2 separate regions of the Homo sapiens genome follow, and region 1 is linked to region 2. A link is an interaction called in ENCODE POLR2A ChIA-PET data of the cell type or tissue named here. Cell type or tissue: CD4-positive, alpha-beta T cell. All regions are shown on one strand.

The links. ChIA-PET counts read pairs that join two places held together with the same protein. Peaks named below come from ENCODE experiments on the same cell type or tissue, not always from the same donor. Only the 100,000 strongest peaks of a DNase experiment are listed, where the experiment ranks them.
Region 1: POLR2A ChIA-PET joins it to region 2 with 5 read pairs; 2 of 35 experiments call an interaction of 5 or more read pairs at or near these places.

Annotation. Positions count from the first base shown.
Region 1 is chr6:118,631,878-118,634,377 of GRCh38, reverse strand. It overlaps CEP85L (centrosomal protein 85L), which reads left to right. Exons shown (of 13, transcript NM_001042475.3): 2 at 1,767-1,925. Among named protein-coding and RNA genes, the nearest start is that of CEP85L, 18 kb to the left of the region's middle. In CD4-positive, alpha-beta T cell, no CTCF peak of the experiment used is centred here; no DNase peak of the experiment used is centred here.
Region 2 is chr6:118,799,626-118,802,125 of GRCh38, reverse strand. No RefSeq gene overlaps it. Among named protein-coding and RNA genes, the nearest start is that of ASF1A, 93 kb to the left of the region's middle. In CD4-positive, alpha-beta T cell, a CTCF peak has its summit at 1,431 (motif pointing right); a DNase peak (open chromatin) is centred at 1,435; H3K4me3 peaks cover 249 bases; H3K27ac peaks cover 462 bases.

The sequences.
Region 1 (2,500 bases), 170 kb after region 2:
AATCATTAATGTTGAGCTTAGTATGATAGAGGTAGCTTTAGGTCTGGTTTTATTAATTTGTTTATATATTTTGATTTTAATACTGACATAGAGAACAACTAATCCTAAAAGTGTGGTTAAAAAAACTGGTATAATTAATTTTATGCACGTTTGTTGTTTTGTTACCCTTATGTTTAAACTGCCAGAAGGCATTCCTTGCATGCCGGTTTCAATAGGGTATCAATGAATAATTCTGTAAAGCTATCTTCTTTCAAATAATGGTAAATACCCAGTGATGTCATTTGCTCTTTACTTAGAAGCAACTGCTATTTCAACCGCAAAACACAGATGGGGACATTGAATTATGTGATAAATCTTTTTAAGGCTGCTATACAGATACGGGAGCATTGAAATTATGTGGAAATAATGTTTTAAGTTGGCTGTTCAGATAATCTGTAATGTGCTTATTAATTTTTTAAGAACTGTCATTGAAATGAGAGCCTAAAATTCATGTAGGGGAACTTCTTAACTTTTATGAATAATTCTGTAAGCCCTGAATTGAGACTTACTGTATTAGGCATTAGTAAAGATTTGTGCTTCTACAGGTTTTATGTAAAGTTGAACGAATTTAAAATTTCTCTTTCTAATTATAGTACAATAACATTTCTAGATGCTTATTTATTTCTGCATCTAACTTGTAACAAATAGTACAGATTGGCACTGGTCCATTGATATCCTTTGAGTAGCACTGTACTAGACAATAAAATAAGTGATGGGTAAAACAGAAAAAGTCAAATAAAAGTTAAGTAAAAGTGAGTAAGTGGAAATAAACATTGAAAGAACATTGAAAAACCTTAAATTAGCTAAAAAGTATTTAAATTAAAAGGACAAATCTAGCTGGGCGCGGTGGCTCACACCTGCAATCCCAGCACTTTGGGAGGCGGAGGCGGGTGGATCACGAGGTCAGGAGATGGAGACCATCCTGGTTAACACGGTGAAACCTCATCTCTACTAAAAATGCCAAAAATTAGCGGGGTGTGGTGGTGGGCACCTGTAGTCTCAGCTGCTCCGGAGGCTGAGGCAGGAGAATGGCGTGAACCCGGGAGGCAGCGCTTACAGTGAGCAGAGATCGCGCCACTGCACTCCACCCAGCCTGGGTGACAGCGAGACTCGTCTCAAAAAAAAAAAAAGACAAATCAAGCTAAGAGTAGGAAAATGCTGTGCTATTAAACTGTTATTAAATAATAATTAAGGAAATAATTCAAATAAAATAATGTAAAATTTAAAAATTTTAAGTGATGATTGTAGAAAAAATTTAGTAGATATATAGCAGAAAAAAATGGATTGTTTTCATATTCCATGTGGATATCCTATTTATATTATCATGCATTATTATTGAATTTTCCTGAGCCCTGATTTTCAGCTAACGCATGTATGTATAATCACAGATGCCACCTATCAATTATTCTAGAGCAGAGTACTGACATTTGAAGATAAGTGGATAGTTCCAACATTTTTAATAACACAGCAGTACGTCTTTAAAAGTTTAATGCCCGGAAGCAGAAAACAGAGTTCTTCAGCTAGAGGAAGCTATGTAATCACACTTAATTGATATATGTGTGATATATACATTTATTTGGTTAATTTTGTTGATCATTTTAAATTATTTTGGGCAGAAAAGAACCTTTTATACCTTTTATACCCTATGTGTATTTTCCACAAGGTAAAAAAAAAATCTTCTGCCTACTCAGATATATGTGTTAACTGTTACATATTTCCCTTTTTAGGCCCAGATTATTCATCAGCATGGCTACCTGCTAATGAATCATTGTGGCAGGCCACAACTGTTCCATCTAACCATCGAAATAACCATATCAGGAGACACAGTATAGCTTCTGACAGTGGAGACACTGGCATTGGAACTTCCTGTTCTGATAGCGTGGAAGGTGAGCTAAAATTCTTATTGTTTATATATGAATCTTTGAAGAGTGGTTGTGGTACAAGAATTTTCAGGGGATATGTTTTATTGTTTCATACTGAAAATTATAGTGTTTGAATATTTAATAATGTTCAGTGTTGCTGTATATCAAATAAAATTGTCCCTCTAATCGACCGGGCGCGGTGGCTCATGCCTATAATCCCAGCACTTTGGGAGGCTGAGGTGGGCGGATCACGAGGTCAGGAGATCGAGACCATCTTGTCTAATACAATGAAATCCCGTCTCTACTAAAAATACAAAAAATTAGCTGGACGTGGTGGCGGGCGCCTGTAGTCCCAGCTACTTGAGAGGCTGAGGCACGAGAATGGCGTGAACCCAGGAGGCGGAGCTTGCAGTGAGCTGAGATCGTGCCACTGCACTCCAGCCTGGGGGACAGAGCGAGACTCCATCTCAAAAAAAGAAAATTGTCCCTCTAGTCATAAGAGTTTTTCCTTCATCTTTTTAACTAAACTTCTTACTTTGAGATAATTATAGATTTATATACAGTTTTAAGAAATAATAGTGTTGTAACCAGGGTATTGA
Region 2 (2,500 bases):
TATAAAGTCACGGTAGTGTATGGTAATGTCCTAAGTCGACATTCACTCAGCCGTCACCTACTCACTCACTGAGAGCAACTTTTAATCCTACAGGCTCCTTTCATGGTAAGTGCCCTATACAAGTGTGCCATTTTTGTCTTTTTATGGTATTTTTACTGTACCTTTTCTGTGTTTAGGTATATTTAGAGACACAAATACTTATTTGTGTTACAATTGCCTACAGTATTCAGTGCAGTAACATGCTGTACAGGTATGTAGCCTAGGAGCAATAGACTACACCATAAAGCCTAGGTGTGTAGTAGGCTATACATCTAGGTTTGTGTAAGTGCACTCTATGATGTTTGCACAAAGATGAAATTGCCTAATGATGCATTTTTCAAAATGCATCCCCAACGCTAAGTGACACATGACTGTGTATGTATAATAGATACAAGATATACAGAGAGATATTTATTTAGTTCTCATAGCAATTCTGTGAGGAAAGTATCATTAGCCCTGCTTTACGGATGAAAACAGGATCAGAGGGGCTCAGTGAATTTTCTAGGTCACACAGCTAATACATGGATTGCAGTGGAGCTGGAACTGTTTGGTTCCAAAGCCCGTGTTCCATCAACCATCTTAGGACAGCTCCCAAAAGAAATGTGACCGTCAGAGCAAAGGCAGGGCATGACCAGGTAGCCGAAGTCATAAGGTTTCTTGGTGCATCTCCCATTCACTCACTGTTTGCTTCCGGAAAGAAAAGTGTAGGGCAGCCCTTTCCTGATGTGTACTAAGCTACAGCACCTGTGTCGAGATGAGAGTGAGCCAAAGGGCACTGGTTGGTAGGATGAGGTGGAGGAGTATTTTAATTTTTGGAATTTGGGAAGCAGACAGCTTTACTTTGTAAGGTTGGAACAGCAGCAACATCCATTACATATAAACCAAAAATCTTTACTATTTCTAAATTTCCTAGATTGCTATTATTTGGTCCTAAGTTGAGTATTCGTTCCACAGAAAGTGGTAATTATTCCTCTACATGCAGACCTCAGCAGCTGCTCACACATTCCAGAGCAGGGGAGTCCTTGCCTTGGGCTTGGTTCAGCATCTAAGAAATACAGTGACATTGCAGGGTGGCAGCACCTGGCGACGCAGGGCAGAGCCGTCCACGTAGAGCACATTGAGAATGACAACCCTGGAGGATGGCGAGGTGTGGCCCTGCAAAAGATTCCTTTTTATTTTCCATCAAATGTGCTCAAATACTATATATTTTTTCATGAACAACTTTTCCTCGCTCAAAAATTAACAACTAGACCCTGGAGCACCACCGTGAAAGGGTTTTTGTTTATTTCCTGCTCTTGCTTGCTTCGAACAATGATTGCTCTAACGGCTGAATAGTCAGCTCTGGAAACAGTATCTAGGTCAGCCTGTCCTTTTTGCTGCTTCCCACCACTAGGGGGCAGGAAGTATCTGATAAAGGAACTAAAAAGGCTGGAAACGCGTGCATTGACAAGCAAAAGCCGGAGGCTTGCCTGCTTGCAATTCTTATGATGAAAACATTTCTTCAGAAATCAGCCTCATTTGAGCACTTCTGGCAGACGCAGAGGCCAGCTGAGGAGTGGGCCAGGAGAAGGGGAGGGCGCCTCAGGAGGCGTGTCCTTTGATCATTTTGGAAAAACCGCTCTATCTTCTGAAGACTTTGAAAATGCATACCTAGAGAGCAAGGCTGCGACAGGGCTTTGAAACCCCCTGAGCCATGAGGTCAAGGTCCATTTTATAGAAACCTGTAATCTGAAAGAATATACATTTAATAATGTGATTCTTTTGGGAGGTGGGGAGCAGGCACTCAGATTCCAAATCCACAGGTCCTCAAAGGGATATTGTTCATCAGAAGCTTTTTTTAAAAAAAATCCCAGAATCCCACACAAGTGATAGACTGCACAGAGCGATGCACAGTTTAGCATCCATACAGGTGTGAGGATGGAGAGAGCACTGGATTGGGTGCCTGGCTGCTGCTACTCACTAGTTTTGTGACCGCCAAAACCTAAGCTGCTGTACACCAGCAAAGCAGCACAATATCTCCTTTGTCGGATTGCAGCATCAACAACAAGCATTTATCCAGCCCCTACTGTATGCCAGGCACTGTGCTAGGCACTGGGGAGATGATGAATGATAAGATAGGCACGGTTGGTCCCTGCCTTGTGAACATGACATCCCAGTGAGGATTTATTATTATTATTATTATTATTATTATTATTATTATTATACTTTAAGTTTTAGGGTACATGTGCACAACATGCAGGTTAGTTACATATGTATACATGTGCCATGTTGGTGTGCTGCACCCATTAACTCGTCATTTAACATTAGGTATATCTCCTAATGCTATCCCTCCCCCTTCCCCCCACCCCACAACAGGCCCTGGTGTGTGATGTTCCCCTTCCTGTGTCCATGTGTTCTCATTGTTCAATTCCCACCTATGAGTGAGAACGTGCGGTGTTTGGTTTTTTGTCCTTGTGATAGT